Linked DNA regions of Homo sapiens: all the other regions are linked to region 1. Evidence: read pairs that join two places in POLR2A ChIA-PET (ENCODE). Cell type or tissue: HepG2. All regions are shown on one strand. Each heading gives the region's core, and the rest is flanking DNA. Links, peaks and the distances in the headings are about the cores only. Region 1 has its middle 180 kb from the start of RFC3. Region 2 has its middle 190 kb from the start of RFC3. Region 3 overlaps STARD13 (StAR related lipid transfer domain containing 13). Region 4 overlaps STARD13 (StAR related lipid transfer domain containing 13).

What was found. Peaks named below come from ENCODE experiments on the same cell type or tissue, not always from the same donor. Only the 100,000 strongest peaks of a DNase experiment are listed, where the experiment ranks them.
Region 2: POLR2A ChIA-PET joins it to region 1 with 6 read pairs; 2 of 35 experiments call an interaction of 5 or more read pairs at or near these places.
Region 3: POLR2A ChIA-PET joins it to region 1 with 7 read pairs; 1 of 35 experiments calls an interaction of 5 or more read pairs at or near these places.
Region 4: POLR2A ChIA-PET joins it to region 1 with 5 read pairs; 1 of 35 experiments calls an interaction of 5 or more read pairs at or near these places.

What each region holds. Positions count from the first base shown.
Region 1 is chr13:33,639,920-33,646,155 of GRCh38, reverse strand. It overlaps a transcript of STARD13 not described here. Among named protein-coding and RNA genes, the nearest start is that of RFC3, 180 kb to the left of the region's middle. In HepG2, for the core only: no CTCF peak of the experiment used is centred there; DNase peaks (open chromatin) are centred at 3,305 and 5,145; H3K4me3 peaks cover 428 bases.
Region 2 is chr13:34,008,782-34,015,017 of GRCh38, reverse strand. No RefSeq gene overlaps it. Among named protein-coding and RNA genes, the nearest start is that of RFC3, 190 kb to the right of the region's middle. In HepG2, for the core only: no CTCF peak of the experiment used is centred there; a DNase peak (open chromatin) is centred at 3,067.
Region 3 is chr13:33,165,264-33,171,499 of GRCh38, reverse strand. It overlaps STARD13 (StAR related lipid transfer domain containing 13), which reads left to right. Exons shown (of 14, transcript NM_178006.4): 2 at 3,878-3,949; 3 at 6,082-6,163. Among named protein-coding and RNA genes, the nearest start is that of STARD13-AS, 110 kb to the left of the region's middle. In HepG2, for the core only: no CTCF peak of the experiment used is centred there; DNase peaks (open chromatin) are centred at 2,269, 2,969 and 3,699; H3K4me3 peaks cover 559 bases.
Region 4 is chr13:33,256,049-33,262,284 of GRCh38, reverse strand. All of the region lies in intron 1 of STARD13 (StAR related lipid transfer domain containing 13), which reads left to right. Among named protein-coding and RNA genes, the nearest start is that of STARD13-AS, 18 kb to the left of the region's middle. RefSeq lists an enhancer at 1,399-1,899. In HepG2, for the core only: no CTCF peak of the experiment used is centred there; DNase peaks (open chromatin) are centred at 1,764 and 3,374; H3K4me3 peaks cover 376 bases.

The DNA of each region.
Region 1 (6,236 bases), core at 1,213-5,212:
TGCACCTGGGACATGCTCTCTGAGTATGTGCAGTCATTACAGGTTTTACTCTTGCAATTGGACTTAACCAGATTAACTGATTTTGCATTTGCTTTGATAAGCTTTTTGTCCGTGTTAAAAACATTACTATCTCTGTGACAATAGCCTGTGTCCGTGTGTCCCTTATTACTCAGATGTGTTTTCTGGGTAATATTCTCCAGCTAAAATGTCACAGAATTCTTAATTAGTTGCAATAGTTGTCAGAAGGAAAAGAAAAGGGAAATCCCCTTGGTGATATTGCTGCTGATACTTGCAAATAAGATCCACCTTAAGTGACACCCTGGCTTAAGGAGAAGTTGACCCCCACAGGCATTCCTGTGGGCAAGCTTTTGGACAAATCAAACAGCCCCAAGAGCAAGCTCTGCCACCCCACTCTAAAGCCACTTGCTTCTATCTTTAAGAGATAGAACTGAGGGCCAACACCTGCTGTTCACATGGCTAAACAATCATTTTTTGTTTAATGATAATAAATTCCTAACACAATAATCCCTTTAGACTTTGGCTGCCCAAATTCTACTATAGGTTGGTTATGTGAATGTGCTGCCCTCCTTCCTACTTCATAGTTAAAAGAGCACCTGCTTACAATGAGGAAAGTGGTATATCCTTGAGTCCATGATCTGTTTCTGTGTAACAGAACACCCCTCACTTTTGTGGCTTGAAGACACTATTTACTCACAATTCTGTGGGCAAGTGATTCGGGCTGAGCTCAGCTGGGTGAATCCACCTATAGACACATCATCTGGTAGCTTGGCTGTCTGTGAATTGTCTAAGATGGCCTCACTGATGACAGTTGATGCTGGCTGTTAGTGAGGCCTTTCTCTCCCTGTGGTTTCCAGGCCTCAAGAAGGCTAAGCAAGGCCTTTGTACATGGAGGTCTCAGGGCCTGCAGGAGGGCCAAAATGAACACTGCAAGACATCTTGTAACGGAGGCTTGTAGATCACCCACCTTCACTTCTGCCACATCTTATCAGTCAACATAAGTCACAATGCCAGCCAAGGGTCAAGGGGAAGGGAAAGAGACTCCCCCTCTTAGTGGGAGGAACGGCGAGGTCACGTTGCAAGAGACTCCTGCTTCCATCTTTGGAAGCAATCTACCACAAAGAACTACTACCAAAGTATTTGTAATAAAACCACAGCAAGATTCTGCCCAGAAAGAAAATTTCCATGTGTTTTAGCTTACTATTTCTGACTTGAAGGTTTTGTACTCTAATGATGCAAGTCTGTCACATGCATATTGTTATATTGGAGCCATCTCAACATTTGAGTGTCATTATTCCTAGAAAAGCCCATATTTAAGATCTGTCCAGAGAAACTCCCAGGGGAGGGAGTGGAGCATTTCAGGAGGTTGCTCATTGGTTTAGTTCTGCTTTTTTGGAACACAGACTCACCCACAAGTAGTTGCTAGTGCTTTTTCGTTTTGTTTTGTTTTGTCAATTATAGGCTTGGAGTGGAAGAACAGCTGGAAGTAGAAATCTGTCAGCTCTAGGAACTGACCTCCCCCTCTCTTTCATGGCCGCATGACGCCTCTTCAACTCTCTCTGCCTCTCATTGTATCTCTGTTTTTCTCTGTCTCCTCTCTACCAACAAGATCTTCCTAAACTTCTGTCATCTCTGTATGTGTATGTGAGTGTTGCGTGTCTCTGTGTGTGCGCTGTGCAAAGTACCCAATTCATTTTCCCGGCATTCGGGAATCAGGCACCATTCACATCTCTGCCTATGTGATGCTACCCCCAAGGGCCAGGGCTCTTCCTGTTATAGGTAGCTTTTGCTTACTTGGACTAACTTTGTGATAATTATCTGAATGGACTATTATTTTCTCCATTTTACAGGTGAAGAAATTAGGCTAGAAAGATGTTAGTGTTGTCCCAAGTCACACACCCAAGAAATGGCCAGACCAGGCCTGAGTCCAGTACTGTGGGGCCCCTGGAGCCCATGCTTTCAACCCTCTCCGATTCTCCCGCACTGCCTTGTTTTGCACATGGGTGGTCCATTCTTGTCCTTAAAGCTTCTCAACTGTGCAGGTTCAGCTCCCATCCTTTTGTAAAAGGTTGCCAATTGGGAATTTCCCTGTTGTTTCATAATTTTAGTTAAATCCTCAAAACTGAAGCTAACAAGTAGGAAGAGTCCTCAATTTTTAAAGGAGAACCTGGAGGAGCAGCCAGATATCTCCTACCTGCAGCCCTTGCTAAGAGGTGTCCAAACTGGAGTTTTGAATCTTAGCCCATCTCCCCATCCAGCCTCTCTCAGCAGATGTCTAGAATCTCCTGGGGGAAGCAAGGAGGGCATGGAGAGTTCACTGATGCAAGAGAGTAGTCTGAGTTAGGAGAGTTGTTGGGGAAGTTTAAGAAGCGTGCAGTGTGAGCTGCTCACCAGCGGCTTAGACCAGGTGAGAGAGGCGCTGGGGGGAAGTGAGGATGCCTGCCCCATGGCAGACTGGCACCCGTTCACCAGCTGAAAGTATGCTGACCTGCAAAACCAAACTGAACCGGGTGTGCGACAGGAGAGTTCCTGACAAAGAACTTTCTCCAAAGCTAATTTCCTTTATTGTGTCTCGTGAACAAACTGATCTCAAGTCTATATTTCTCAATTCACATTCCCAAGATAGAGTCTGGTTGACTCAGCCCTGACTTTATTCTGGGCCACACTATGAGTCTCCAGCCGGCTGTTGGCTTGGCTGCTGGTGCTGAGTGCCCACCCCTAGTCCAGCTGGCTGTGGCCAGGACAGGGTCAAATGGAACCAAGGACAAGGCCTGAAGGCCATTCCTTTTGAAGGCGTGGTGGGCAGGACACTTCCCTTATGGAGGCAAAACAGGCAAATACGCAGCGTTCTTTTAGGCATCAGGGACTGCTGAAGATTTCTGCAGGAGGAACCAGAGAAGACAGTCAAGCTCTTCCTAAAAGTCCTCCTCTATCTGTGTGTGTGTGTGTGTGTGTGTGTGTGTGTGTGTGTGTGTGTGCATGTTCTATGTAAAGTACCCAACTCACTTCACTGGTATTTAAGAGAATCTCAAGGTACAGCAATGCATTTCGTATTATACATGCATGCATATTTGTGAGAAAGCTGTATGGCTCTCCTTTCCCGAGCAGCTGGAAGCAGTGATCCATCTCTTGCAGGCCTTCATTGCAGGGCGATTGCTTAATAAATATTTATTGTGTGGAAACTCTGTCCTTGTGTATGAGTTCACCCTGACCTCTTGCCTCAGTCCAAACCTGGCTTCCTTGATCTCAGCTTTATTTGTTCTGAAGCAAGTAGGGAGGTTTTTTTTTTTTTTTTTTAATGTTTGTTTGTTTGTTCCCAGCATTCCTCTGCAGTATCTGGGGATCTCACAGCCCCCACTGTCATCCGGCCTTTGAGGAAACACAGGGCGATAGACAGAGCAGGAGAGGCTGGAGTCAGCCAGATGTTACTAAATCCCACCTGCGCCATTTACTGACTGTGTGACTCAGGGCAGGTTATTTAAGGCCTCTTGGATGTTTGAGATCAGGAAACTGAAGTCCAGAAAATTAAGCAGCTGGATCTTGTAAGCTTCTGCTGATTAACTTGTAAACGGGGCTCCTGGGAGTCACCCCTTGGAATGTTTGGAAGCCTTCAAGAAGAGACAAGTTTCTGCAGGGGGCCTGAAGCACAGGAAGTGCCTGACTCTTGAGTGACCAGACCCACAGCCGTCCTGTGTTCTTGCCACAGACTCTTCTCCCTGGCTGGAGCTTTGCTCCAGGCCCACCAACTTTTGCTCAAATTCTCTTTGTCTTGAAACTTCTCAAGCATCTTTCTTAAATTGGCTGCTGAATGCAGCCTTCTGTCTGCATTGCTGATCACACCTCCCTCACTTAAGCATTTGTTAAATCCAGGTGTTTATTTTTTGAGCTCTAATTTATTCACATTCCCTACCTCCCAAGCTTTACCCTCTAGACTGTTATCCTTTTCTCCTAGGTAAACGTCAGAAAAGATCAATCACCCTCATCAATTCATTAATTTAGTCATTCATCCAACTACCCTCTTGCCAGTACTCTGTATCAATACAATGTTTTTCAGTAGGGTGACGGGAAAGAAAAGAAGGGAAGACACAAAGATGAAAAAGACAAATTACTATTTTCAAAGAGCCTAGAGTCTAGAATGAGCACCACCATTGGTAGATAATAGTTGTATCTATCATTGTTATGCAATAGTTATAGCTTAAAATTAACAGAGTCAGTATTTCTTTTTCCTTTTTACATTAGCATGACAAAAATATCACAATCCTGTTCATTTCTATTCCAGTAGTTTGTATGGGACAGAGTAGACAAAAACTTTTGCTACCAAAAGTTACACGATCCAGCTGCTCGATTTTCTGGAATTCGGTTTCCTGATCTCGAACAAATGAGAATAATAATCAGTATATCACAGGCTTCTTCTGGAAATTAAATGAGAGAAAACAGCCATACAGCACGGTTCCAGGAGTACAGTAGACACTCAATAAAGTATGGGCTTGTTGGGGCTCAGAAAACAATACCCCAAAATGAAGACCTCAGAAGTAGTTTCATAAGCAAAACTTTTTCTCTGATCTTCTCCTGCCCTCCTGTCTCTCAATCCCATTCTTTCCCAAAGCTAGCCATAGAAACTAGAATCACTCTTCCCCAAGGTGGGTCATAGAAACCAGAACTCTCATTCCCAGAGCTAGCCATAAAACCTAAAATATGACTCTAAGTTTCCTTCCACCTTTCTGTGTAAAAACTGGCCATAAATAAATTACCTGAGCTGTGTGTGGTGGCCTCACACTTATAAACCCAGCAGTCTTTGGGAGGCAAAGGTGGGAGGATCATTTGAGCTCAGGAGTTTGAAAGCAGCGTTGACAACATGGTGAGACCCTGTCTCTGTTTAAGAAAAAGAAAAAAGAAAAGAAAGGAAATGATCTGACTTAGTTGTTTGACTGTAGGCCATAAGAACCCTATTCTAGAGAGAGTCCTGCCCCATACTCAGAATGAAGGAATGCATGCTCATAGAGGCCAAGCAGGATCTAGACACACAGGCTTTGCTGGGTTTCCCCACTCAGTCTATCAGCATTAGATCATACCCTTTGTGTCTAGTCCTATTTCTACATGGCTGTGCATACTTTGTTGAACCTAAGCCTAAAGATGAACAATTCCCCCTGTGTCTTTGGGTCTTCATTCTGAAGGCTCCTGTGTATACACATTAAATAAATGTGTATGCCTTTTCTCCTATTCATGTGCCTCATATCAGTGACCTTTGAACTTCAGGGAGGCCAAGAGATTCCTCCCAGCTTCCCTTATATTAGAAAAGGAGGAAAAAAGAAAAACAATTCCTATTCTCCACCTACTATCAGTGTTTTTCCCTCCCTTCACTCCTTGATCTGAGATTGGGATCAGTCCCAACCAGGAGATTCTCATGTACTCACTTCCTCTTGGTGCCTTAAGAGCTTTCCTCAAATTGTATTTCTGAGCAGGGACATTTACAAGCCTGCATGGAACTGAAGGATCTCCTGTCTGAAGATTCTCACAAGTAATTGATAGAATGAGATTTATTTGACAAATAACAAAACCATCTGCCAAATCCATGATTAAATGGCAGGGACTCTGGGTCTCTTGTGCTTAGTGAGGGAAGGAAGGAGGTGGTATGTTTTCAGTGAAACACTCACTGAATGGAACTCCAGGCTGGAGGGAGAGTGAAGAGGGAAGAGAATACAGTCCTTGCTATTTTCCTCAGCTGATTCATAATACATTAACACCCTCATTTACATGGCCTATTAGAAGTTATTTATATTCCAATTACAGGCTATTTGAATATTGCATTTGTAGTCGAATTACAGGGTTTAGGGAAAGCTCATTTGTTTTCAAGAAAGGATTCTGGTTTAAAGACAAAGATATGGGCAGCTTGCAGATACGGGCAGCTTGCAGAAGCTCTGGGCACACCACAACCTGCTGTGTAGAGATCACAATGAGAAATGGTGCCTAAGACACAGAAATCACTGACACCCTTGTGGGCCTGTTAAGGGAAAACTAGGCAGAAGCACAAGGAGAATATCTTTCTCTATGACTGAAAACAGCAACTCATGGTAGATTGTACACCTGCTTTAGGAAGCCAGCAATGTGACTCACTATCCCCAGGCAAATTCCCCTAGAAGGTCTCCTCTCACCCATTGCTCTACCCAATGTCGAGAGAAAAACCCATTGACAAGTACAATTTAACAAAGTTTCATTGG
Region 2 (6,236 bases), core at 1,074-5,073, 370 kb before region 1:
GGAAGTGTAAATCATCACTCAATCCAAATAATAAATAAATGGGCAAAGATGTAAGTGTCTGACAAAGCCATATATTGGTAAGAATGTGGAACAGTGACATCTCTCATATACCACTGAAGGAGAACACAGGGAAGGAAGGTGTGTGTTCATGGGGAGCAGAGACAGCTTTGAGATATGAAGCAACAGGCATGCCAAGCCTCGGGGAACTGTTCCTGTCCTTCAGGTCAGAGTTCTCCCACCTTCAGGTCCTGGGAGACTGGGAGATAATGGCAAGTTTTCATTTATTCATTCAGCAAACACTGTTGTGTGTTTAGACCCAGGGAGGCACAATCAAATCAACAAGAGGCACCCGGCCTTCTTCCTTTCTCCTCCTCTATGGACCCTTCTCTATCTCCTCTGTGGGCACTTTATTGTGGCCTGTCTCTGTCCTCAGGGATTTAACCCCATTTTCCTTCTCTTTCCACGCTAGGAATAGTGTCTGACATTTTACAAGTCAATGACATCAAGTCCATACATTAAACGTTTTCTGGACATCTCTGTTTACATATTCCATAGCTACCTCTTGAGGAAATAAAACAATTTTGCCAATGGAAGACCCCTCCGTACCAATACAGAAGAGAGAGAGAACAATTTAAGATCAAGTAACTATTACCCCAGGCATATGTGCATGTAAAGGTAGCAGGAAAGTATCTACAGTGTCTGTATAGAATTTCACACAAATTTATTTGTAAAAGTAGAAGATAGAACAATTACAATTCTCTTATCTCCATGAGAGACAAGAAGACACACCTGTTGTGTGTGATTGTCTAGGTATACCCCGTGAGAGGCTTCTAAGTTCATCATGGATGTGTGTGTTTACAGTCTCAAGGGGCGGAAGGCTTATGATCTTGCCTTGTGAAATCCAAGGTCAGATGTTTTATGGGGACCTTAGTGTTTTGAAGGAGATACCCTAAGGAAGAGAACATGGATGAGGCAGTCACCTCTCTCCTCTTTGCTAAAGAAAATGTGATCATCTTGCACTGACATTTAACAGCTTGATCAGTTTGTCCTTCCATTCCACAAATGAATTATTTCCTAAACTGCAGTCGTCTCGTTTGCCTCCAGGGTCAGCCTTCTCCTTCCTCTGAATCCTGTCCCTCAGCATGGCAGTGAATGGCCCTGCCAATCCAACAAGTCTCTGCTGAAGCCACAAATTAAGACATTACCTTTGACTCTTTTGACTCTATTCCAGATTCAAGTCCCCTCTCATATGGCATTAGAAATTCCTGGCATCGTACCTCCTAAATATCTATGAAGTCTGTCTCTTCACTCTGCCCTCACTGCCCCGTGTAATTTGGGCCACACCACCTCCTCTCTACTCTGGGTATCAACAGCAGCCCATTCTCTGGCCTCCCTGTTTCCAGGCATGGGCTCTGTAGGCGTGAGGAGGGGTTGCAGCAAACAGACATGGAAGCAGGAACAATTTATGTTTATTTCTTTTCATCAAAAGAAAGATTTAATAGAAAATAGAGCCATAAAAAATGATTCTTCAGTGCCCTCCTCATATTATTTTACCCGTTTCTCAACTTCTCCATTTTAGAAATAAAGCATTCTTTATTTTACTCCCTTTTCACATTTTACAACCTATTTCTTCTCTCTCACTTTTCTGTTCCATGTAACATTCACCCAAACCCAAATATTAACAAGAATGTAAAATATCCTAAGATAACAAACAGTAATGTGTGGATTTCATCTGGCCAAGTGCCATTCCCTCCGGGGTCATGGTTGGCAGCTTCTGTAGAATGGGAAGGTTCGTCCTGGTGCAGCCGAGTCCCCACAACGGACCAAGGTATTGGGCTATGCAGTAAAGACTGCACTGGTGATGAACAATAGATGAGACAGCCTGTAGAATAAGAAAGGAGCTTTCGGGATTTAAGATGTAAAATCAGTTAGTGTCTCGTACATTTGTTTGTCTCTCCACAATTTGCAAAGCCCTTATTGAGAGAGCAGACTTTTTTCCTCGGAAATGAATTTGCCAAAGGCTTGTACAATTGGGAGTGCACTGGGGCATTTTTGGAAGGGAGATTTGGGGTAGGGGGTGATGAAGCAGTGAACAGCTATGGCTACAAAGGGGAACAGCGGCAAGGCAGGCAACTGGGAAAAAAGCGATACGATGACTTGGGCAAATGGCTTAAGCCAGGTTATTTCTCGCTTTGCTCACTTTTGGCTATGCAAGCAGATCCCTGTGGCTGTGATTTGGTTATTGTTGTTGTTCTTTAATCACTTATGGTAGTGGCAGCTCATTTGGTTTCTGAATTTCAAGCCCTGGTGGGGATTTCTTCAGTGCTCCAAGTGAAGAAACGAAATTGGGTTGTTGTTTTTTATTTGAATCCTTTAAATCTTATGAGAAGAAAACATGTCATGTAGCTGTAATTTTATGGTGTCATTCATACTGCTATTCTGAAAGCTGTGTTGGTGTTTCCATTGCAAATCAGTCCTTTTATAGGTTGATATCTGTCAGGAAATACTCTAGGGATGGAAATGTGCCACCAACATACGTTTTGGTTCACCTGCCTCAGAGCTTAATTAAGATAGCTACTTTTGCTTTTACTCAGTTTTTATCACTGAAAAAATGGAAATATTAAACATAAATATTTTTAGCCTAATGTAGAGAAAAAAACGTCCCTCTCTCTGGCATGTGGCACTCTTTTTCATCTTACAGAAAGAGGAAAAACAAGTCCAAGCGTAGTGTGTACACCTGTCACTTGTTCATACAAAAGCCAGATGAGACCCCAGAGGTGACAAACTTACAAGGTGCTCTGTGAAAACCACCAGATCTATCTCTTCGGGACTCCATGCACTGGATCAAAAGTCGGGCTATTTAGCAAGAACAGTAAATATTCTGTGTGTATATTTGATGATGCATCCACCTTTCTCATATTGAAGAAGGATATTTTCCTGACCCCTTCCCGGGACTCACGACAGGGGTGCTTCATTTACTCAGCTGCTGCCCTCAATCCATGTGGGAGGGAGTATGTAAGCAAACAAGGTGGGAACTGGAGTGCATGAACGCTGGCCATTTCAGCGCCGGCGGGATCAAACTCCACTGACTCAGACCCACTACATTCCACCCCTCACAGGAGAGAACACTTAGGTAAGCAGGCGCAGAAGCTGGAGCAACCTCTTTTGGACACTGACAGGAGCAAACTTCATGCATGCACTGCAGCAGTGTCCAGGCAGGGTGCCTGCAATTCACAAAGTCCCAGAGGGCATGTTACAGTGCTCTTTTAGCTCTGCTGCCCGCAGGCAGCTTAAGTGTTAACAGCTCATTGGGCTCTTTGCCTTTTCACATGAGGCGGCTGACCTCTGCCAGTGAAGGCAAAGGGCCAGTGTGACAGCCCTCTGCACTCGTGGCTCCCAAGCTTTTGTCCAGCATCAGGGAAAAACGAGGTCACATGATCAAATTGAAGCTGGTGAATGCAGGGGATTTTATTGCCAGTGAAAGTGGCCCTTAACGGGGAGGGAAGCTGAAAAGAGGATGAGGTGTGTAGGTAATCTTCCTCTGAAGTCCGGCCATATTCGGCTGATTCTTCTCCGAAGTTATGCCATCAAGCTGTCCCTCTGAAGTCAAGCCCGCTTCTCTCCAATGTCCAACCATAGTCCCTGATGTACAGCTGCTTCTCCCCTCTGCCAGCTGGTTCTGGGGTCTTTATGGGCACAGGATGGGGGGTGGGGTGGGCCATGGGTAGTTTAGGAAAAGACAACATTCGAGTGGGAAAACGGGGAGAGAAGTTGTCACTTTGGGCCATGGGTTTCAGGCTTTTCAGATTGAGAGCTGAGTTTTGTCAGAGACCCGCCCTTTTCTCCCTAGAATTTCTCTGCCCCCTGTACCTATGAATATGAGAATGTCCTTATGAGTGCTAAGCTCTCCTAATGTCCTGTGAAGACATCAGAATCTCATGGATAACTGCTTTCGGTGTTACTGTTCATTATCTAAAAATTTGTTTTTCCCCTGCTGATACAGATCTTTAATAATAGTGATTTATGATTTAGATGCCTGAAAGCTAAGTCTAGAAGGAGCTCTGAAAGAAGATTTATTTCACTTGCTTTCATAAATAAGTACTAAACTACTTGGAACTTGTTTCCTCATTTGCGAAATACCAGTAATGATAGGGCTTTATCTTTATTTTATATAATCTTAAGTAACACCTGCGTATGATAAAGTGAAAAATATTCAAATAGCACATAAGGAGATACAAAAGGGGGAAACATGTCTCTTTTACTCGTCCGAATTCTACTTCCACCGTTCACTCCCTCCCTAATCCAGTCTCTTATGAGTCCTTCCAGAGTGATGCCTTGCTGTGTATATTTGTATACGTATGTGCATACAAGGATACATGCATATGCATATGTCCTTTCTTTTTATTCCAGACATTTGCAGAACATTATAGGATTTAAATTAAAAATTAAATTATACTAGTTCTAATGATTCAGTTTCTTCTTTATATTTTACTCTCTTCAGCTCTTATATGCTAAGGAGTCCTGACATTTTTTAAAGTAGATATCAATCATCTTTTACGTGGGAGGGTGTTTCTTTCACCAAAGAAATCAGTTTCTGAGAGTGTGTCTCTCAAAAATTAGAATAATGCTACGCTCTGTGCACACCAATGACACTTGATGAAAACTGTGTAATGACTGAAAATATGGGTAGATAATATTTTGGTTGTGACATTCTGATGTAGCTTTTTTGATGGTAACTACTTTGACTACTAATTTTTAAATTTTTGCATGCCAATATTAATTTCGCACAATTTTTCACACTTCCCAATTTAACATTTTTTCCTCTAGAAGACTCTTCATTATTTTTGATAATGATTTTTATGTCTTTTCAACAACAACCAATTCTCCAACACCAAACGGCTATCCCATAATTCAATTTAATTCTGACATTCACTGCACAGAGATAGAAATGATCCTAAAGGTTAAGGCATCAGTCTCACAGACTGCCCCACTCCAGATGCTAGCTGCAAATGGGAACCCTAGACTATTCACACTTCTGAGCAGCCAGCTACATATTTAGGTGTTTCCGGGACCCCCTCTTGGGTTAGATAACTCACTAGAATGACTTAGAATAACACTATACTTACACTTATAATTTTATTTTAAAAGATACAACTCAGAAACAGCCAATGGAACAGATGGATAGGACAAGGTATGGGGTGAGGTGTGGAGCTCCCATACCCTCTCCAGGCAAGCACCTGAATGTATTCACCAATTTGGAAGTTCCCCAGATGTCATTGTTTAAGAGTTTCTATGGAGGCTTCATTATGCCGGCATTATGATTAAATCATTGGCCATTGGTGATTAAACTCAATCTCTAGCCCTTCTCCTCTTCCCAGAAGTTGAGTGTGGGGCTGAAAGTTCTAACCCTCTAATCACATGGCTCGTTTTTCTGGTGAGCCACTTAGAACTTCAGTTTTCTCACTGTGATATGCCAATAACAAGAAAGCCTTATTTTTTCTTTAGTTTATTTAATCTTAAGGTCATAGCTGCATATGATAAAGAGAAAAAAATTAAAATAGTATGTAAGGATATACAAAAGGGAAAAATCCCTAATCTGAGGGTAAGACCTCCATCATGAGTAATCTAATTAACCATACCAAAAAAAAACACTCTTGCTTGCATGGTGGGTCACTCCTGTAATCCTAGCACTTTGGGATGTCAAGGCAGGAGGATCACTTAAGCCCAGGGGTTTGAGACCAGCCTGGGCAACATGATAAAACTCCATCTCTAAAATAAATAAAAAATAAATTAGCCGGGCATGGTGGTGCATGCTTGTAGTCCCAGCTATTCGAGAGGCTGAGGTGAGAGAAGTGTTTGAGCCTAGGAGGTCTAGGTTGTAGTGAGCTGTGATCATGCCACTGCACTCCAGCCTGGGTGACAGAGTGAGACCCTGTCTCAAAAATAAATAAACAAATAAATAAATAAATAAATAAAACAGTCTTATCACTCAGGAAATTTCAAGTGTTAGAAGCTCTGTGATTTTTTTTATATATCACAACCATATTTTTGCTATGACCAATTTTCATTTTCTTTAAGAAAATTATGGAGTTGTTCATTCTCTTAATTTAAAATACCACCAACAAATATCAAATTTATAATCATGCATTGGTCTGGTTTTGGACTATTACGTTCACCAATTTATTTATCAACCTCTCCACTTAACACTAATAGAATACTATTACCGTTTTAATATG
Region 3 (6,236 bases), core at 1,042-5,041, 470 kb after region 1:
GGGAAGGATGTTGGACAGACAAAAATAGATACCTGCCAGAGAGCAAAATGAAATAATTATTACATAGAATAGTTACAAAAATTACATAGAAATCTTTTCATAATACCAAGCTGAATGGATTGGATTTTCACCAGCAAAGCAGCACAGTAACCTCCGTAGAGATTGGTGGGCCCTTCTGTCCAGGTCCACTCTCTGGTTTCACTCCACACTCAGGTTTTCCATGAGACAGCTACAGTGAGCTGAGGCTTTGCCTTGCAGCCCTGGAGCTGCTACAGGGGTGGGTAAGGGTAGCAAATGGAGAACAAATAAAACTGTCAAAATGTGATTTTAATAGCTCTTAATGCTTTTACATAATATTATGCTGGCTAGCAAGAGAACAATAAAAAAGAGTTTTTCACACTTTTCTCCTCAAATGTCATTTAAATCTCATTAGGTAGATCTTTGTGAAATGATGGCACTGGCAATAATGATTCCTTTTTAGTTCTCCAGTCATTTTGGCCAGTGGAAGGGCCTGGGGAAAAGCATTAGTATTTGGCTGATTGGTATTAGTAGGGGCCATGAAGAATTAATAAAAATTGTAAGACTTTTTTACCCTTCCCCCCTCAATTGGATGGGCAAACTCAGATTTGATAGGGGTTAATTATGCCAGATTATTTTGCTTGTTTTGTCACTAGCTGGTAAATGAGAGTTGGCTTTGTCCTTAAATTGAGGTATCAAGATGTTGGGACTGCAGCTAGGGTGGGGGAATATGAAATGAGGGTGTGTGTTTGAGAGACATTTGGGCAAATAGAATGGCAAGTTGGGTATAGGAAATGATGCTACACGAGGAGTCACCTGCCATGGCTAGGACAGGGCTGCTTCTAATTTATGATATTTACTCATTGCAGTTTTGTTGTCATTTAAGCCTGAGGTCTAAAAGTTTAAGTGCCTGCCCATTAAAGCAAACAAAAAAAATCATCTTATTTGAATGATTGATTTATCTGGGTTCTGGTTAAAATTTGGTTATTCATGTATGTATCTGAATAGGATTTCAGTTCGTTATCCATGTTGCTGTCATAAAAAATGAAATGCAGCTATTATCTGAGGAGCCTTTTAAATAAAATTTCCCTGGCTAGCTTCAGCCCCATTGCACTGTCCAACCAGAATTTTAAGTTCCAAAAGGAGTGTTGTTTTCAAAATTTTTAAATTTTTCATTTTTGTGGGGACATAGTAAGCGTATGTATATATTTATGGGGTACATGAGATATTTTGATACAGGTGTGCAATATGAACTCATTACATCATGGAGAATAGGGTATTCATCCCCTCGGGCATTTATTCTTTGTGTTACAAACAATCCAATTATACTCTTTTAGTTATTTAAAAATGTACAAATAAGTTGTTATTGACTGTAGTTACCCTGTTGTGCTATCAAATAGTAGGTCTTATTCATTCTTTCTAATTTTTTTTTGTACCCATTAATGATCCCCACCTCTCCTCCAGCCCCCACTACCCTCCTCAGCCTCTGGTAACCATCCTTCTAATCTCTATGTCCATGAGTTCAATTATTTTGATTTTTAGATCCCACAAATTAGTGAAAACACGTGATGTTCCAAAGGGAGTTTTCTAGAAGGATTCCTGGCTGCCCACTTCTTCTCCACCATGTTATCCTTTTCATCTTCAGGATCTGAGCTCACCACATTCCCTGGGCTGGAGGGGTGCGAACTCTTTCATAGGTCACTTCCCACTCTCTGTCTTTGAGCTTTCTAGGCTGCAGAGCCCCTGTCTTGTGGGTCTTCCCCATTTGTTCTTCATGGCCTGGCTCTCTGGGACTGTCTTGCTGAACACTACATTTTCATTGTAGTAAAGGTAATAATAAAACAGAAAAAGGCATAGGATTCATGTAATGCCAAGAGAAAATATAATATTCTGTGCTTCTCTCCAAGACTTGCTGACTCATAATTAGGTTTAGAGCATGTCTAGAAATTAGGTGTTTTCTCGTTACTATCCGCTGTATTATATGGGAGCGGGAAGCAAATCTGAGCTTGAAAATCTATTAGGCAGCACTTTATCCATGACTCAGGAGCAACTCACCACATTTTCCACACGTTACAGATGGAATGTATGTTTTCCTATTTCCTCTGAAATACTTGTGTGGTTATCAAAGTAGGAACCTTCAAATACAGACTCTCAACTGGGTACTAAATAGAACTTTTGAGCAATGCAATAATTGCCTTTTGTACCTTCCCAGAGGAAAGCCCAAGTTAGCCCAGGCAGCACAATTCAGCTAAGCTGTGTTTTGAACAGCAGTTGTGGAACTCAGAGACTCCTTTTCTGATAGAAATGCTTTCAATAGCTTTTCTTTCCAGCTTGGTTCCCTGGATGTTTCTGAACCATGTGTCCATGGCAGGAATGGGTACATGGTAGGAACATGCTGGTCACACTTAAGTGGAAAACCCTCACACAAGAGACAAATCTCAAGCTTTTGAAATCATCAGTCCCTGGAGTAACAGTAGATTAGGGGATGACAGAAGAGGCAGGCGTTCCGGGGCAGGAGCCACCACAGGCTCTGTTTCCTTGGATTTAATGACAAAGTTCAATCTAGATTTAACCAGATCTGTGGAACTAGGCGGTAGGGTTTTGCTCTTCCTGGTGATGCCTGAGTAAGATCTGGCCTTTGGTCTATTTTCCTAACATATACCAAATAGCTCTGGCACATCAAACATCTTACTGCACAGACACTGAGCTTTCAATGTTGAGGTACAATCGCAGGCCCAGGGTGATGTTAGTGTAGATCATTTCTGTGCAGTGATCCCAAGAACGCCCTGTACACTCCAGCTTTGGCTATGGGGAAAAATTAGCATCATAGTAAATGGAAATACAATGACCTGACAGGGACCCATCCTAACAGCGGAGGAAAGGGCCTTGGTAAAGACTTGTGATAATAGGCTGTTTAATTTTGTTTGGAGAGACTGGACTTTCAACAGATGAACTTCTTTCCCCTTGGATTCATATTTGTCTAACAGAGTTGTGGTTGGGAAATGATCCAGGATTCACAAGGTCAAAAAGTGACCTGGTTCACATACTGTAGACTCCTCCTATCTCACTCCACAGCTTCCCCAGGCAGGTGGTCCGGTGGGCTGTTGGTGCATCCACACCAAAAATGGTCACCCAAGGGACATATCAACCTCTTGGGCTTGGCCCTCAGAGGTTCTGGCAGGCTCATCAAACTCAAGTCTCAATTCCAAATAATCAACTTTCCTCTTCTATGCCGCACTCTACAGCTTGAAATCATTCCAATGTGCTTGATTAATGAACATTTTGTTATAATGCATGGGGAATTAAGGCTATTAGTGAAATTTTTAAAACAATAATACACTGGATTTTAGCTTTTTTTCATGAGAAAATACATTTTCATAGGCAATCTAGTTGTAGTCTTTCTTAAAGTTATCCCAAGAGTGAAAGAATGAAGGAATGTTGAATAAACATTTTTAGCCTAATCTTTGGAACTTAAAAAAAAAATTCCATTAAAAAAAAAAAGAATTGTAAAGAAGAATGCCCTCTTTTCCCCTAGTGCCCTGGTTCCCTGGTGTATAAATAAGACATTTTTCCCTGCCTGAAATTCAGCCTTTGTCTTCTATGATCTGTGGTTTTGTTATTATCCACATACTTATGGATCTACATTGAAGATTATCTTAGCAGACACATAACAAGGACCTTTGTATTACCCGCTCGTTTTCCACCCACTCCCGGGTAAGCCTACTTATGCAGACTTACCTGGAACAATTTTGCTTTGTAATAACTTGCACAAAGCTCACCAGTGTCTCCATGATTAAGAAGGCAGAGTACTAGGGTGCGGCTGTGGGACTCACAATTTTATCTCTCTTGTGTTTTTCAGAAATTGAGGCAAAAGAAGCATGTGACTGGCTCCGTGCTGCCGGGTTCCCGCAATACGCTCAGTTATATGAGGGTACGTCAGCCCTTCGCTTCGCTCTTACACAGAGAATAAATCCAAAATGAACCACACGTATCCTGTGGTGTGTTTTGACTTCCAGATTTTTTTTTCTCGCCCATTTTGCTTCGCTTTCTTTTTCCCTCGGCCTTTTTGCTATGCCCAGGGGTTATCCTGATACCAATTTAGAAATGAATATCACTTCCCAGGCCCACTTTACTTTCTGCTTCCCACTACTAATTCCCATCTCTTTACCGCAAACCCCAACTCGACGTTTTCCTTCCAGCATTCTGCCATCAGCAGCTTTTCTGCACTTCCTTCTTTTTCTCCTTGTTTTTCCTTTACTACTCTCACTTTTCTTGAAATCACAATGAACTCACTGTTAAAAAACTTCCTAGAAGTCACAAAATTAATTATCCTGAAATTTCTGTTTAATTCTGTTTACTTTATATGAAAAATGTCAAGATATAACATGAATCAGATGTTATTCTTCCGAGTTTTAGGTAAGGTGTCTTATTGCTAGCATTACACTTCCTTTCATTGATTTTTTTTTGGTTTTTTTTTTGTTTTTTTTTGAGATAGAGTCTGGCTCTGCCACCCAGGCTGGAGTGCAGTGGTACAATCTCCACTCGCTGCAACCTCCGCCTCCTGGGTTCAAGCAATTTCCTGCCTCAGCCTCCCAAGTAGTTGAGATTACAGGCGGGCACCACCACACCTGGCCAATTTTTGTATTTTTAGTAGAGACAGGGTTTCACCACGTGGGTCAGGCTGGTCTCGAACTCCTGACCTCAAGTGACTTTCCCACCTCGGCCTCCCTAAGTGCTGAGATTACAGGCGTGAGCCACCACCCAGCCTTTTCATTGATTCTTTAATTGACAGTTAATAGACATACTCATGTCCCTTATATCTAAAGTTATAACCAAAGCTTTTAACTTCTTCTCGGATTGTCCTTATCTAGTAATGAACTAGTCAGGACCCCAACAATGAGCAGGTGGCAGGCTCAAGGCCATTTACAGAGGATTTGTTTCTAACAGTGCTCATTGCAAAGGTGCAGGCAGGACAGGGGGTGGCCACGAGGAACGGTGCACAGTGCAAGAGCCCAGGGCTTGTAGTGGCACAGCTGTCACTACCATGAGCCCAAAGGGACAGGCCAAGGAAGAGAGTGCCAGAGCCCAGGAGGAGAGAGGAGCCTCAAACCAGACCCTAGGAAGGAGCACAGCTGGCAAGAGGCAGCCTTCCATGAAAAAAAATCACAAGTGTCTCCCTCCCTCCCTCACTAGCCGAGCAAGACAGCTTCACTCTGGAACCATCTGTAAGTCACTCACATGATTTTTTTTCACCAGAAGGGGAATTATGTCTGTTTCCAACTCATGCTAAAATTTAGATACCCTTAGATTTATCATGACTGGCAAGGTGTAGACAGCACAAAATACAAGATGAGATAAAGGAAAAAGTGGCAAGTCAATGATAGTGACCCAGCATGGTTACATTTGGCTATGTCCTCTATTCCAATGAGCTGCAGATTGCTACCTCCATGAACGAGGTACCCAGAATTCACACCATGTTCTAAATATTGCCTGTGACCTTCAAAGCTGGCATGAATTGTCTGTTGGAGGGAAGTAGTGTTCGAATTATTCTTTTTGGATAGAATCAATTTGAGTATTTTGCTGATACTCCAGAGTGATAAAGATTTTGCTACTAAAAAAAATTTCAGATGATAGAACTTTGGGTATTTTTGGAAATTTCCTTTTTGAAGGAAAAAAATCTGCCAAATTAAGTATTTCGTGAAACCATCAAGATAGACGCCAGTGACCTACGTGTTAGGTGGATGGTGAAAGCACAAAAGCTCTTCTCTGAGGCCACATCCACCTAAGACTGTAATAAGGATGAGCTAGAAAAATGCAGGCACTTAGTGTTCAATCCTATCCAAGGTCAAGCACTTGACTATCCTCATATTTCGCACTTATATTGTACTCCTAAAAGCATTTACAGTGATAGCAATTTTTTGCTCTCTTAAACATTCCCAACAATGATGATGGGCAGTCACTGCTATTAAAATCAGTGGCTTTTACAGACCTTGAAGGTCTGAATATGTTGGTGCTCATTCAGATAAAACAAAGTACATCAACTTCTTTGTCTTTCTCTCTCAGATTCACAATTTCCCATCAACATTGTGGCTGTCAAGAATGATCATGATTTTCTTGAAAAGGACCTTGTAGAACCTCTTTGCAGGTAAACCATGTGAAGTATTTTTGTTTCTTTCCACTGTTCAGTCTGCAACAGGCATCACTATACTGAAGGGCGA
Region 4 (6,236 bases), core at 1,245-5,244, 380 kb after region 1:
ACCTGATTCATGCCACCTGATGCAGAATGTCTCACTGTGAGTCATCCTTGCTGATAGACCTATTCATCACTTTGAATTCCATGTCAGTGCAAGAGCTGGCTTCATTCGGCCTTGGATAAATGAGTCTTCAGGTAATAGATGACAGTTAAAATATCAGGCAAATGTTATCTCCAGTGAAAGACTTGGCTTTGCCCGCTTAGTCTGTTTTGCTTCTCAGCTTAAGGCAGTCTCTCTTCACTTCTAAGAGGGAGGATGAACACAATCCAGATTGTTCATTTAGATGAAGCATCTTCCTCCTCCTAACTTCTCACTGCTCGTGGGCCCGAGTTCACCAGGGAAAGCCTTCTAGGGTTGAGCAACAGAACAAAAGGAATGGGCTGCCCTGCCTTCCGAACCCAAGCAACCCGTGCATACAGTGTTTTAACTGTTCTGGAAAGAATGAAGCATTCATAAGCCCTTCCATTTTCAAGAAAAAAATTTCCTGTGACATTTTAATCCCCTTTTGTGCTGGAGAATTTTTAGAGTTTTCTCCTGCCAGTCATCTCAAATGTTTTGTATCTTTCCCTTTTAGCTGAATTGCGTATTATGAGCCATGACCCACAATAAAAAATAATGCCACTGTTATTGAATGAAAGTCTCGTTCTTTGGGTTATTCTGGGCTATGGGGTCAGCATATAAATGCTGACCTCTGAAAGTCCAAAGATGTTATCTAGTTGAGGCTTATGCCGGGAGAACAAAAATGAGCTGTGAGATGAAAATGACCACCTGGGATCTCCAATTTGGTTTATGTTTCCGTGAAATAGTTTCTATAAATGATATGAGTGGGTGCCACTGCATTTTCTCTAAAAGGAGCGCTGGCTTATTTCTGAGATCTCTTGTCTGTGTATGGAATTTTTGTAGTTACTCTCTATCTAAATTGGGGTTCTCAATCTCCCCACTATCGACATTTGGGGGCCAGGTAATTGTTTTTTGTGGGGACTGTCCTATGCATTGTGGGATGCTAAGAGGCATCCATAGTTTTTACCTCTGGATACCAGAAGAGATCTAACCCACAAGTTGTGAAAACCAAACATGTCTCCAGACATTGCCCTGTGTTCTCAGGGGAGCAAAAATCCCTGCAGATGAGAACCATTGAGCTAAATAAAAATAAGGATCCCTAGATAGATACAAATGAATTCATTCCTTTGTTCAATCTTTTAACAAATGTCTCTTAAATGTCTTCTGTGTACCAGAGTCTTCTTTGAAGATTGTAAATTGAGAGATGACTAGATCATAGTTATTGCCCTATAGGGACTTGGAGAGAAGACAGGCATGAATCTAAATAATTACACCAGGAATGCCCTCTAATGAAGACGGGAAGGACGTGGCTTAGGAGTTCAGAGGAATAAGTGTTAACTCTTCTTGAACTTATCAGATTTCCTGAAAATTCTGATTCTCCATTTATTCAGAAACACTTACGTTTTCAAGGGAAAAAAATCCTGTTTATTAAGATATTACACTACAGAGAGTTTCAAAGTCAAACTTATGAATTCTTTTATGTAAATGTTTTGGTAAGGTAAATTTTGGTTTCAAATGTAGATAAAAGAAGTCGCAATATCTAGATATTAGTTGATGTACAAAACATGTACATGAAAGGCTCTGAATGAACGGATTGGGTAACAGCTGTTCAAAGGGCTGAGTGAGCCCTGAGCTTGGACAGTGTCCAGGCTCTGTCTTAGGAAAGTGTCTGCCATGCTTTGAAGTCACAATTTTGAACCTTTGTTCACAGTAACAGACAAAAGTGGATGTTTACACTTCCTGGGGCTTCAGATTTGATGACCTCCCCCGTAAAATGTAGAGGGCAGTAAGATGAAACAGAAATAGACCTGCCTCCACTGTTGAAGCAGCGTTGGCAATGGCTGCCCACTGTGAGCTGCAGCGAGCACAGCTCCCAGACCACCAGCTGGAAATCCACCCCTTTCTCTTTCATTGCAAATAAGTGCGAAAGATGCTACGATAAGGTTTTGAATCTATGGCAAATGAATATTTGAAATCCTTTGTATGTTTTAACTATGTGGGAGGTACTGTGATGTAATCATGAAGAACACTAGCTGGAAAGTTAGAAAGACCTGGGTTAAAACCCAGGCTCCACCAGGCCTAGATGTTTGACCATGGACCAGTTATCTAACCCCATGCTGCCTCAGGTTCTTTGTAGAAATTAGACTAATCCTTCCCACCTCAAAGGATTGTTATGAGGTAATTATAGGAGATATTTTAACTGTCTAATTTTTTTTTTTTTTTTTTTTTTTGGAGATGGAATCTCACTTTCTTACCCAGGCTGGAGTGCAGTGGCACGATCTCGGCTCACTGCAACTTCCACCTCCTGAGTTCGAGCATTATCCTGCCTTAGCTTCCTGAGTAGCAGGTCCCTCCCATGACATGTGGGAATTATAGGAGCTACAGTTCAAGATGAGATTTGGGTAGGGATACAGCCAAACCATATTAATATGGAAGGTCATCATTGCCTAGGAAGTGCCTGCATAAATAGATATAAGTTGAGCTTTTAATTTGCTTTCAGTTCAGGTTAAATTTGGAATATTGGTAATGATTTTTAAACTCAAGCAAGCGTATTGTCACTTTTTGGCGATTTCCTAGGCCCAACTGAACCATAAACAGAGGATTCCTTTGCTCTTGATCTTTTGAGACCTAATAAGAATGCACAAACCACTTTCAGTGCTCTCTTTGCATGACAACTATGTAGATGTGATGGAGTCTGGCAATGTCAAAAGAAAGGAAGCATCCTCTACCCAGGGTTGAGATTGCATCAGATCATGGGAACTGACACCAAAGCCAGTGTGAAGTTTAAGAGTGGAGGCATTGCTGAGAGTCCCATTTTGAAGAGGTCCTTTTTATTCCTGTGCACATTCTTGCCCAATATCCTCCTTACTGATATATGCTTCTCTATTAATTTTTAATTTCTACCAAAATCTCAGAAAGAAGATACTGTCAGTCCCTATGAAAACAAGGACTGTAACAATCTCACAAGTTTGTTTCTCAAAAGATAATTTTTCTCATCCATTCCTGCATTTATTCATTCAACATTTATTCAGCAACTGTTAGATGCTGGGCAAGACAAGATGTGGGCCCCACCCTCCAGGAGCTTCCATTCTAGTGGGGGCAGGGGAGGAAGGGAGGGAGGTAGAGAGGTAATGATAGTACAGGACAGAAGTACAAGGGTAGGCATTAGTGCAGGATCCAAGGGGAGCTCCAGAATCCATACTAAATGCTTAGGGAAGGCTTCCAAGATTAGGCAATGTTCCTGTTGACTTTTGAAAGAGACAGCCCAGCAAAGATAGAACAGAAAGATGTTGTTTTCCAACAGTATGGCACAACACTTGAAGAACAGAAAGACACTTATAGGAGAAAGATCTCATGTGCTGTAGTCAAGCACAGTGAGAGAGCATGGTCTGTTCTAGGAAGAGCAAATTAAGGAGAAACCTTGTTTTCTGTATGGAAGCAAAGGCCTAGATAGGTCACTGTGGCTCCAGAGTTGAGCATGCATTGCAGAATTCCATTGCACTGATCCCTGTTATCCTTCTCCAAATCAGCCTGACCATAAAAGGGTTTGTGGCTCTATTAAGTCCTTGTGTAAGAAAAACTACACATAAAGATTTAATTGAAAATAATTGCAAGAATGGTTCTCGGAAATATTCCACTACTCTGCATTTAGAAATAGCCTGAAATGTTTTGTAATCCATCTGCGTGCCTTCCAGCTAGAGAGCGTGCAAACAATACACACTGAAAAGGCCACTCTTTTTTTTTTTTCTTTCTTCCTAATCTCCAGCATTGACGATTGCATGGTGTCTTGTGTGTTTCTGGTCTTCATAGCCATTAAACTATTTCTAAGTTGAATCGAAATCCAGTTGAAACCTGTTCTTTTTTGCTCTTCTTCTATTGAGAACATAGAACAACTGCTCTCTAGCACATCTATTTTTTTAGGAAAATGGTTATGGAAGCATTCACTCCAATCACATAATATGGGTGGGCAATTGCTTGCTTTAACTACGCCAGATAAAAGATGACCCCCAATTCTCCATGGCAACCAGAATCATTGACGATCAAGCCAGAGGAAGATGCTTTGTGTAAATTGTGTAGCTAGAAGGAGATTTGCAAATGAGGGGACTCTCACTGGCTTAACCCAAGAAGCTGATAAAGGGGAGCTGTCCATTTAAAATGCATCAGAGCCTTATCACATTCATATAAAACAAAATGACTAAATGAAGCAGCTGGAAGATTATAGTGAGTTTTAATTATCTTTTAATAGCCAAAGGGCTCTTGCCAACACATGCTGATAACCTGTCACTTGTTATGTGTCATATAATCTCCATTTATGAGTCTCAGCTGTTACAAATTGAAAATATATTTACAGTGATGATCTTTCCTTGTTAAATGCAAATTCCCAGAAATGTTCAAACTGCAAGGTATCCTCACAGCTTTGTTTCTGTTACCCTCTTGTGTGGAATTGAAAAGGCTGGTAATACTAAACAAATAATAATAACCAACCTTCTTCTTGTTCATAATTTATGACTCTCATTATGAGTATAATAATACCAGTTCTTAAAAAGTAAGGGTAAAATAATTCCTGAGGCTTGGAGATTATATTTCTGAAATTGCTTACAAATCCTTTTTTAATGGTAATCCACATTTTTTTCAAATCTGCCTGCCACCTTCTCCTCCTCTCCTTAGGTGTATCCATCTCAAATGTCTTCAGGCTCCAGGGCTCCAAGGCAGCTGCTGTGATGTCATTCATATTCCCTCTATATTCCCTAGATAGATAGGTAAAGATATAGGTATAGATATAGGTACACTTTTATATACCATGCTTGGCATTCAGTACATGTGGGATCAAATGAGAAAAAGTCTTGCAAAGTTGCTGACCCCTTCTACTTGTCTTCTTGCCTTGACCTCACTGGTATCTCATTTCTCTGCTTCTCTTGACTATTTTTACTGATGTCCTTGGTAGCAGCTCTTATTCCTCTGCCCAGCTCTGTGTTTCCCAAGATTTAGTTCCCATTCATGGTCTTATCACCAAATTTACATGGATAATTCCCAGATCTACATCTTCAGGTCAGACTTTGCACCTTTTTTCCAGTTCTATATGTCAAATGGCCTTAATTGAACATCCTTAATTATATAGTCATGATCTCTTCCAATCAACAAGTTTAACAACTGAATATGTTAATTTTATGTCTGAAAACTTTTCCTGTTTTGGTTAGAGCTTCATTTGCTCTGCCTATCTTCTTGATAAGAAACTTTGTGTTATTTTGTAGCTTTTGTATCTGTATATAGTGAGTCTGTAAGGACTACCTTCGAGATCTGGCATAAAGATTAAATTATTCTTTATTTCCACTGCAAACATTGTGGTTCAAATACAGAAACTTGTCTATTTACTTTCAACTTTAAAAATTTAATATATAAACAAATTATACTTTATTGAAATCTTCATCAGTCCTGCTCATCACCTACAGATGGGGTTAGCAGCAATGAGTCAACATTTTTGTTTCTGCCATCTTGTTTGTTAACATGCTTGTCTCGTTTAAGCTTGACTAGGAAGGTTTTTTGCAGTCATTTTGAACTGATTCTGGTTTGTTAAATGCAAAGCAGTATTCATTCAGAATTTAAAAGCAGTTCAAAGTTCTATTAAGAAAAAAATACCCCTATGATTACCATGGAAACAAAAGCAGATGTTTCAAAAAAATTTTAAAGAGAAGAAAATGTGCTGCATTGTGGACTTGGGATGAATAGTTTGCTAGCTGCTGAACTGTCAATGTGCTGATGGGTTCTGAAGGAACAGGAGTAAATAATAGAACAAGTGAAAACTGTGGGGCCTGGGTACCTGGTGATCATTTGCAAGAGGGGAGGAAGTGAGGCGGACACAATGGCAACACTGCTGACTGTAGGGCTGGAGGAGCAGCCTCTTAGTCACCAGGGCCAGCAGGAGCCCTCTCAGGAAGGCCGAGCCAGTGAGGGTGCAGGTAATGAAATGCACATCATTGACCCAGGATCATTTCTTAGTTCCCATGCCTGTAAAAATCTGCACATCAGAGTGGTCACAGCCCAGGGCTGGTGACAGGTTCAAGGCATGTTCAGAATTTGGGACGCCACGAAGCCAAATTTGAAAATTCATTTTGAAGATGAATCCTTTGTTATTGTTGAGTGTATACTTGGCTCCTTTAGTATTTCAGTAGGCTTCATTA